Regions from separate parts of the Homo sapiens genome. Here region 1 is linked to region 2. Evidence: chromatin loops called from intact Hi-C (ENCODE). Cell type or tissue: GM12878. All regions are shown on one strand. Links, peaks and the distances in the headings refer to the core of each region. The heading gives the core; the rest is flanking DNA.

Region 1 (5,387 bases), core at 70-5,069, 1.2 Mb before region 2:
AAAAGGAAAACTGAGAGGTGGGAGACCAAATTTAGATAGAGAAAACTGTAAAGGTTATTTAAGCTGATACCTGCAAGATGCACCAGAACAAGACACATGAAAAATGAGAAAAGCAGTTAGGAGTCCTGAGACTTGCAGTATTTGACCCATGTGGGGGAACTGTGCTGGGGCGGGTGTGTAGGTGGGTGGTATGGCGGGAGGAGGGAAGCACAGGCAGCTCCCAGATAACTGCAGGCCTTGGAGGACAGGGCCAGAAGTGCTCTAAGTGCAGTGGGAAGCAATTGAAGGGTTGGACCCGAGGCTGACATGACACAGCTTTCATTCAGTCTACTGCATGCACCATGAAGCTAATGAAAACAAGAGAAGGAAGCAGAGGGCAGCTTGGACCTATCCTAATAATACAGGCAAGAGGTGATGGTGGTTTGGGCCAGATGATTAAGTGCCGATATGGAGTGGAGTGGCATAGAATAAAACACGAATTCCTAATGGGTTGAACGGGAAGCAAAGTAAGGGAGAAAGAGGATTCTAATTTGATTCCTGCATGCTGCACACTTTTATCGATGTGGAGATCAACTGGAAGTGGGGAATAGATTTTGTTTAATCCTTACAGCAACTCTGTGAGGTGAGTGTTTTTGTACTCATTATATGTATATGAAATCAGAGAATGAGAGAGCTTTTAACTTCCCGCGGGTCTCTCAATTCAGAAGTGGAAGAATCTAAATCAATAGTTTCTTGGATTTATTGCTTTAAGAAATGCATATTTTGGGCTGGGCGCGGTGGCTCACTCCTGTAATCCCAGCAATTTGGGAGGCCGAGGCTGGCGGATCAAGAGGTCAGGAGATCCAGACCATCCTGGCTAACACGGTGAAACCCCGTCTCTACTAAAAAAAAAATACAAAAAAAATTAGCCGGGCGTGCTGGCGGGCGCCTGTAGTCCCAGCTACTCCGGAGGCTGAGGCAGAAGATGACGTGAACCTGGGAGGCGGAGCCTGCAGTGAGCCGAGATCGCCCCACTGCACCCCAGCCTGGGCGACAGAGCGAGACTCCGTCTCAAAAGAAAAGAAAAAGATGCATATTTTGAATACTCATCTTTCTTCCTTTAAGTTTGTGGATATTTGGCATAGGTGATCTCTAAATATACTTGAATCAAGCCTGCCAATTTGGAACTATTTTGTTAAAACCGCCTTTACTTCAGAATTTCCACTAGGGGGAGCTACCACTATGTGGTTTATTTACTGTGTACAATTTTTTTTTTTAATTATGGTAAGGTTAGTATTTACTGGTCACCCACAAACTTAATCTTAATAAAGTTCACTTTGTTATCTTTTAGAAAATAGTAATGCATATTTTGTAAAAGAGCCTGAAGTCTTAACCAAGAACTTTAGGAGTAAGAAAATATAGGAAGATAAAGAAACTCATAATTTGCATAATGGCAACAAAGCATCTAAATTAAACTGTGATGGAAAAAGAATCTAAAAATAAAGCAAGACATGTTGTATGAAATTTGAAAGATGTCATTGTTATTAAGATTTATAAAATTATTTTGGTTTGTCTTATTTGTTGTGCATTCTTATTCTTATTTTAAATGAATATTTAATACATATTTAAGAACAATTAAAGATTACCTTATAAACATGGTCCGTGAATCTCTGTTTCTTATAAAGGAATACATTATGGGAGACAAATATTTTCACCCATGGGGAGTTTTAGGAGCACGTGGAGTCTTACGGGATAAGTATATTCATTTAATAAATAACACAAAATAAGCATAATCATAATGTCAACAACAACAGTAATAATAGCAACCAACTGGGCACCACTTGCTGTGCTAATCACTCAACATCTAGAATCGTATGTAATCATTCCAATTATATTCGAAGTGTTGGTTTCAGATACAATGATGGGGCTGACCTGGGTGTCCCTTCCCTTTGTCATATGCTGACTCATGAAATGCATTAGGACAGAAGCAGCATTGCAGCAGTTTTCCATTCATGCCATGGAAAGGTATGAATGATAAAGGCATCCCTCAAAGTGGAGTCCCTGAGGTATCAGTAAGTGAGTGCCCTTCCAGTGAAACATGTTTCTAATTTGGGGTTGCCTTTCCCCGGGGATCTTACACACAAGGTGTTGTGAGTTATTAAAGGTCCTCAGATTTCATGTGTTGCCTCCTGACATCAGATAAAGTGGCAAATGACACTTCTTGAATCAGCATTGTCCCATCATAACAGATGGCCGTTAGCTCAATCTACAGGGAATCAGCTTATTGTCTTCCATATGAAAATAAGCAGGTCAGCATTCTAAATCCTGAAATGACAAAGGGAAAAATAGTTCACAGGACTCTGAAAACAGCATGTGAAATAATCAAAGGTTAGGGGGAACTTTCTTAACCACAAAATATTTGTATTCAGTATACCTTAACATTTGTTTCATTTAGAGCACATGAAATAAATAGTTGTATTTTGATATAAAGGCCTGGGGTTTGTCAATATTTAGTTCAGGGGTCTGAATTCTGGCTGCACAGCAAAATCATGTTGGAAAAATGTTTAAATTTCAGATGCTCAGGCATCCAGTTAAGTCAGAATTATTTTAGTTGAAACCCAGGCATTCATCATTTTTTAAGTTTCCCCCGTGATTCTAATGTGTGGTGTTTCTAATGTATGACCAATTGTATAATAATTGCACAGTAATTTTATAATCCATTTCCCAAACTTTCATGTGATATGAATTGCCTTGGGATCTTGTTAAAATACAAGTTAAGATTCAGTAGGTCTGGGGCAAAGCCTGAGTGTCTGCATCTCTAACACTCTCCCAGAAGATGGCGATATGGATGCTGACACACCACTCAGTAATTGGCAATGCGGGTGGGCTTTGGTCTCCATACAAGATAGACACAAAGCTCCTCAAATGCAGGGGTTCTTTCTGTTCATTTGCTGATCGTTATTGTTACTGGATGGTACAGAAGCTCTTGGAATGTTAAAACAAACAGGGCTTAGCTCCAAACTATCTTTTTAGAGTCGTTAGCTTTGCACCAGAACCTTCTAAAGACTCTCTGCTTAATGTGTTTTCTTTATTGAACTCTGGGCCAACAGACATTCAGATTTTTGCAGGAAGGAGTTTATAAACTTAACAAAGTGTTATAAATCAATGGAAGCACAAGATTTTGCCTTTACATTACCTGCCCAATTATTGTGTCACTAGTTATTGTCAGTACAATTAGGTTCATGGATATTTGACATGCTTTTCTACCAAGTCAGAAACTGTGGGGCAGGAGAAAGCCGAATTGATAGAGTGACTAATATATTCTGTTAGACTAGACTATCTGCACCACCAGAGCAGAGCCCGGTCTGTCCTGAACATTATTGTATGTTCCTAGCACAATATTTAATACACAATTAATAAATATGCTATGAGCTTTGAATCCTGTATTTAACTTCGTCCTTCGAATAATGATGACTAACATGTATTGAATGCTTACCATGTGCCAAGCAGTGGTCTAAGTACCTTACATCTGTTTATTGATTCATTTACTATTTACAACAACCCAGTAAAGCAGATGACAATATCCATTTTAGAGATACAGGAAGTGAAGCACAGAGAGGTCGAGTGATTTATCCAAGGTCACACAGTCATTAAGCAATAGAAACAGACATTAAATCCAGGCACTCTGGTTCCAGAGTCTGTGATCTTCACCAGTATCCTGTTAATGTTCATAACAAAAATATATGATAAGTACTGTTATAATGTCACTCATTTACAGGTGAGGAAACAAAGGCACAGAGACTCTAAGCAACTTACCCAAAGTCACATAGTTAATAATCGGTGAAACCAGGATTTAAACCCAGGAAGATTCAAATCCAGATTATAAATCCAGAGCCTTTGTTCTTAACCACTAATTTATAGTTTCTCAACTAGCCTATTAGTTAGAAACCACTTACTAGGTGTGAAAAGAGCCCTGAAAAAATGTAAGTGCCATAATCAAATATCAAACTGGAATTAATGGCAGAGGATGAGTTGAAACTCACATTTATTTTCTTTAAATTCTAAGTTCCTCTTCTCTTGGCTTTTGAAACCAATGGAGAACTTTGTCAAATAATAGAAAATGCTTACCTCCAAAGAGCCTCATGAGAATCTTCTGTCAATTTAATTTCTCTTCTACATTCTTCTCCAGATATACTATGCGTTGTTCACACTGTAGAGGGTAGACTAATGTCAAAAAATTAATCAAATGATTCTGAAAGGCACATAATAACACTCCTTCCTCTGGAAAATCAGAATGTCTGCTAGACCAGGAGGCTAAGTGAGGAAGCAGGGTAGAGTGGAGAGGCATAAGAGAAGGGTGGCTGGCGACGCTGACTTCACCTGTGACAGGCCAGTGAATTTAGAGGTGGAATCATCAGCCTGCTTTTAATTACTTGCTTTTAAGATAAAGAAGTGGAAGTTTATGATGGAGGTATCAATTGTCACTGACATTTGACAGACTGGTTGTTCAGAAAAACACAGATAGAGTCCATGTCAGCTGGCAGTAACAGTGGGATTTTCCTTGTTGTTGTTGTTTTAAGTTCTAAAAACCAACATATAGGACAAATTATAAATCTGGACTCTTAAATTGTCAGCTTTCTGTGAGTGGGTAGGAAAGGGATTCCTTCCTTTGTTTTTCTGACCTTCCCAGAAGAGCTTTCCATTTTAGCTTCAATGATAATGAACACAAACTGGGGTTAATAAATAGGTATACTTCCGGTGGCCTCTACACTCCTTCCAATTTCAGATCCATTTCACTGGCCATTATGTGTCTGGAGCAATAGGGAAAGAAAACACCTAAGCAAACCATTTTCTTCTTTTGATCTGTACCATGCCTGAGAAAGCAGCAAGATAGGAAAGGAAGTGAGAGGAATATTACTTTGCCACCTGAATACACGAAATTAGTCAACACTGGCATTTTTAAATTGAAGAAATTAAATGGTGCCATGGATCTAATATGCCATACCTATTTGCCTGCAAATGTCCCTCTGGGAAGCTACAATAGGTGGATAAAGTACAATATCCAGATTTCAAATTTATTACAACTTAGCACAATCTTTGGTTTTCTGGTAGATTTCAGTCGTTTAATAATAAAGTTTCTGGATAATGGATTTCAGTGTGACTTTACTCTATTTAATATTACATTCATTCAACAACTATGGAGTGCCTACTGTCAAGCAATGGCCTAGGCCTTAGGAATATGGAGGTAAACCATACATATCAGGTCTCCTTTTATAGATTTTACTTTCTTCACATTTTATCTCTTAATATAAATTGGCATCAATAGAGATTTATCTGTGTGGGATTTATAATGACAGGCAAAAAAAAAGTAGCAGGAAACAGATAAACCTTGAAATCAGCAGACTTGG
Region 2 (5,387 bases), core at 214-5,213:
GATACCTTAGAGTTGGCATATTCATACCTCCATGGGGAGTAGTCCATCTTTGGGCACTTCTGGCTGTTAGAAAGTTGTATTACGTTGTGACAAACTGTTTCTTCTTGATGCTTTAAAAATTAGAAATAAGGCTGGGTGTGGTGGCTTACGCCTGTAATCCCAGCACTTTGAGAAGCTGAGGCGGGAGGATTGCTTGAGCTCAGGAGTTCAAGACCAGCTTGGGCAACAGCGAGACCTCATCTCTACTTAAAAAAACAAACAAACAAACAAACAAACAAACAAAAAAACACATAGCTCTCTGGGCTTAGACTTAGTTTGCGGTGACATGGCCAAATGCACCAAGAAAGTCAGAATCATCAGTAAATATGGGACCCGCTATGGGGCCTCCCTCCGGAAAATGGTGAAGAAGAATTGAAATCACCCAGCACACCAAGTACATTTGCTCTTTCTGTGGCAAAACCAAGATGAAGAGATGAGCTACGGGGATCTGGCACTGTGGTTTCTGCATGAAGACAGTGGCTGGCAGTGCCTGGACCTACAATACCACTTCTGCTGTCACGGTAAAGTCGCCATCAGAAGACTGAAGGAATTCAAAGACCGGTAGACGCTCTTCTACTCTTTGAGACATCATTGGCCTATAATAAATGGGTTAATGTATGTAACAAAATTGCCTTGGCTTGTTAACTTTATTGGACATTCTGATGTTTGCATTGTGTTAATACTATCGTTTTGGAGAAGCATGCTGTGATGGATTATTTTAATTCAGTTTCTTTTTTTAGTAGTCAAATGATAAAATATGGCATAAGGATACAAGTCTTCCAAGTTAGATATATCTATTAGCTTTTTATAAGTCTGTTCCTACCAGTTTGATTTTGAGATACACTGGAGCAAACTGCAAACTTTAGTGTTTGTTAGTTTGTTTTTTGAGACGGAGTCTTGCTCTGTTGCCCAGTCTAGAGTGCAGTGGGGCGATCTCTGTTCACCACAACCTCCACCTCCTGGGTTCAGGCAATTCTCTGCCTCAGCCTCCCGAGTAGCTGGGATTACAGGTGCCCGCCACCATGCCCGGCTAATTTTTGTATTTTTAGTAGCGACAGGGTTTCACCATGTTGGCCAGGCTGCTCTTGAACTCCTGACCTCGTGATCTACCTGCCTCGGCCTCCCAAAGTGCAGGGATTACAGGTGTGAGCCACTGCACCTGGCAGTTTAGTTTTAAAATTACAGTTAATATTTAAAAAAAATGTTTTTAGGCTGGGCATGGTGACTCAGGCCTGTAATCCCAGCACTTTGGGCAGCCGAGGCAGGTGGATTACTTGAGGCCAGGAGTTTGAGACCAGCCTGGCCAACACAGCGAAACCCTGTCACTACTAAAAATACAAAAAATAGCTGGGTATGGTGGTGCATGCCTGTAATCTCAGCTATTTGGGAAGCTCAGGCACCAGAATCACTTGAACCCAGGAGGCAGAGGTTACAGTGAGCTGAGATCATGCCACTGCACTCCAGCCTGGGTGACGGAGACTCTTGTCTCCAAAAAAGTTTCTAAAGGTTTAGGATATACTAAATAATATACGTATACTGCCTCTTCTATTATACTTTTGGTGTTTTCTTTGACCTACACTGTATCAGCATTTTCAGGAAACAATATGAAACAATTATAATTTCCCATTAAATGTCTCTCTATATATGTATACATATGCATATATATATATAAAATGATAATTAGCAGGGTGTGGTGGCCTGCACCTATAGTCCCAGCTACTCAGGAGGCTGAGGTGGGAGGTCACGTGAGCCCGGGAGGTTGAGGTTACAGTGAGCCATGATGACACCATTGCACTCCAGCCTGGACGACAAAAAAAGACACTGTTTCCAAAAAAAAAAAAAAAATCCTCAGAAATAGAAGAAACTTTGGGGATATGTGCTAAATCCTCTCATTTAATAGTGTGAAATCAGACCCACAGAGGATAACCAAATTACCCAAGGCCACAACATACCTAGTTATAGACAGAACTGGAGCTAATATCTAGGTCAACTGCTCTTTCTACTCTGTACTCGGTTTAATTTTTATTTTAAATTTTCACGGAAAAGAACATTTTTGACAAGTTTATTGTCACACACAACAAGTTAATCGCAATGATTCCGATGGTCTCCAGTTTATTTAAAAGAAGCTGCCACATCCCCTATGAAATTACTTTTCTCAAACATCCTGTGAGGGGTGAAGACACGTAAGAGAAGCAAAGCCAAAGATAATTTCCAGTCATCTAAAGTTGTTTATATTTAGTAGAAGGACCGAAAAAGCAGTATTAAATACACCACCCCACCACCTTCCCAAACCTTTATACTAAGTGGTAGATGACTATTCATGTAGTTTGGTATTTTACATGTTTGTTTTATTTAGGGTTTATTTGGGAGGAGTTGTTTCTCCACATTTACAAAGCTTTGAATTTTATAAAATACATTTCAATTTAAATTTTGAATTAAAAAGAAAAGATGGAGTACATTTTAAATCTTTGGTCTGAGCTTCAGTTAGCAAGAACTGCTAGAAAATTCTAAAATAGAAACAATAGCACTTTGGCGTCACCTTGTGGTCAAATGTGAAAAGGTAGGAGAAAAGGATTATGCATATAGCATAATAAATTTGTGAGGAGTTATTTGTATTTACAGAAGGCAATGGGGGGAAAAGTGTGTGTGTGTGTGTATGTGTGTGTGTCTGTGTGATTAAGTCCTTCCCTCCTTAGCTTTAAAAGAAAAATATCATATTATAAATTCCAATACTGCCAATATTTGCAACAAAGGTTTAATTTTGTTTGCAGCCATTCTATTTTATAATTATGGATAGGTTCATGTGTTTGCCTGGATGCAGGGATACCATCCTTTCTAGCTTTTATCATGTGAGTGATCACTCCTACCCGCTTCCACCCTTGGTAAAATTGACTCCATGGGAGTGGAGTGGCATCTGACTGGTAATCTGAGAGGCAACAGGCCCTTATCCTAGCCACTCCTAGAGAGGGGGCAACCTCTGCCCCTGCGGGATGGGCACCATCAGAGTTCAGTCCCGACCATGCCCATTCCATGCCTGAAAATTGGCCAGACTGAGCCCCCCAGCCACAGGCTTCTCTGAGAAGTTTTCTCTGGCCAGTTTTCAGAATGCCCATTTTCTTCTCAGGCCTCAGGTACATGCCCCTGCCCAGCCTTGAGCAGAGTGTCAGCTCTGTGAGAGCAAGAGCTTTGTTTTGTTCTCCACAGAATTCCCAGCCCCTAACTGTGGCTGGCAAATAGTGGACATCCGACAAACATTTGTGGTCAGTATAAATTAATAAATAATAAAGCTCATATTCTGGCCCTCATCTGCCACTCATTTATTTCCTACTGTACCTAGAACCCAAGTGGGGAAGGGAGATACTCTTTATTGGTCCCTGTCAAAAACCCCGATTTCCCAGATAGTCCGAGAGTGGCTTCTTCAGTTCACGCCATTCAGGTCTCTTTAAATGTCATCTCAGATGTCCTTTCCTGTCCTATCAAAAATAACACCACAGTCTTCTTTCAAATTGTTTCTTCTGTGAACAAATATTGTTTACTATGTGGTAGGTGCTGTTCTCCGCTCTAAATACACAACAGAAAACTAAACAGGGGCCTGCCTGCCCTCAACAAGTTTATAATCTTGAGGAGGGAGTAGCCAAAATTGACAAATATATAGCAATAGAGGGCAAAGGAGGTTCCAGGTAGAGAGAACCGCAAGTGTGAAGGCCTGTCCTGTTGGAGACACTTGGAGACAGAGAGGGAAAAAGTGTATGAGTGAAGGCTGGGGAGGGAAGCAGAAGCTGGATTATGCAGGGCTTGGTGGGTCATAGAGAGGGGCTTGGGTTTCTATTCTAACTGGGCTGGGCAGCCAATGGATGTGTTAAGGATAACTGGTGGAAAGGGCTCACCAGCACACAGCAGGTGCTTTCAAGATAATGAGTGCTGGTTAGGTGCAGTGGCTCATGCCTGTAATCCCAGCACTTTGGGAGGCCAAGGCAGGCGGATCACCTGAGGTCAGGAGTTCAAGTCTAGCCTGGCCAACATGGCGAAACCCTGTGTCTACTAAAAATACAAAAATTAGTCAGGCATGGTGGTGCCTGTAATCCCAACTACTTGGGAGGCTGAGGGAGGGAGAATCACTTGAACCTGGGAGGCGGAGGTTGCACTGAGCTGAGATTGCGCCATTGCACCCCAGCCTGGGCGACAGAGGTCCAGAAATATGAGCTCAAAACTCTGTTTCAAAAAAAAAAAAAAAAAGGTAATGTGAGTGCTTAGTGATGACAAGCATAATGGGAAGTGCAGTTGGTGCTGTATGGAGGTTTTGACAAAAGCCACAATAAGCTGCTTAGACATGTTGAGCCCATGTCCCTGAGTCCACTCCAGACATACCCCAGTGTGAGAAGGGACTGTGGGATTTAGCTGGCACCTTGACAAGTGATTGAATTTCCGTGAGTCTAATTTTTTTTATTGCTCTCTAGCGCTCGTAGCCTGCTGGACTTTATAATACTTGTCACTACCTAAAATTACGTTATTTGTTCTCTTGTTCTTCTGCTTCTCCCACTAGAATATGTGTTCCTTATCAGGATTTTATCTTGTAGACTGCTATATCTTAACTACACTGTCCAGTACATAATAGATGCTCAATAAATACTGTTGAGTGAATGAATAAATGAATTAATTTTATGGTATGTACCCAGTAAAACAAGACTCAAAATCATGCTCATTTTATTGAAATGTATAAAACCATAGCTGATCACTTTCTTCTTCCAATTTTTCCCATTGTCATTTCTTCAGTTAGTTCCTTCCACCATCATTAACAGTTAATAGAATGCTATTTCATTATTTTTTAATGAAAAATTTATGTAGAAATGGGGTCTATGTTGCCCGGGCTGGTCTCCAAATCCTGGCCTCAAGCAATCCTCCCACCTCGGCCTCTGAAACTGTTGGGATTACAGGCGTGAGCCACTACACCCAACCTATTTTTTTTAAATTTTTTTTCCCCCTATGGAAATAATTCACTTAAATTGCTGCCATTTTCCGTAGAATTCATCTCTTAAAAATTTTTAATTGCTACAACATACGTATCATTTATAATTTTGTGATACAAAGTAACAATAGGTAGAAAATAATAGGTGGTATTTTCAATGTGCTAATGCTATTTAATGAAATAATACCTATATACTGGGGAAGAGATGCCAACTTAAAAATATCCAATTGAATATTGACATAATATACGAGTTAGATTCATACTCTGCTTTTTTTGTTGTTGTTCTTACAGGGCTCTAGATTAAAAAAAAAAAACCACAACAAATCCAACAAGAAACCTAAAAAAATAAAATAAAATGAATGAGAGAGAAAATCTTGCTAAA

Evidence for each region. Hi-C counts contacts between places; a loop is a spot of excess contacts. Peaks named below come from ENCODE experiments on the same cell type or tissue, not always from the same donor. Only the 100,000 strongest peaks of a DNase experiment are listed, where the experiment ranks them.
Region 1: it touches region 2 in a loop (4-fold over the local background); 23 of 110 quality-filtered maps call a loop at or near these places.

The regions. Positions count from the first base shown.
Region 1 is chr11:26,283,853-26,289,239 of GRCh38, forward strand. ANO3-AS1 (ANO3 antisense RNA 1) reads right to left here and starts at 4,155. Exons shown (of 3, transcript NR_132968.1): 1 at 4,108-4,155; 2 at 3,476-3,697; 3 at 1,733-2,304. It also overlaps a transcript of ANO3 not described here. RefSeq lists an enhancer at 910-969. In GM12878, for the core only: CTCF peaks have their summits at 1,204 (motif pointing right) and 2,810 (motif pointing right); a DNase peak (open chromatin) is centred at 1,176.
Region 2 is chr11:27,483,525-27,488,911 of GRCh38, forward strand. It overlaps the pseudogene RPL37AP7. Among named protein-coding and RNA genes, the nearest start is that of LGR4, 13 kb to the left of the region's middle. In GM12878, for the core only: a CTCF peak has its summit at 2,584 (motif pointing left); no DNase peak of the experiment used is centred there.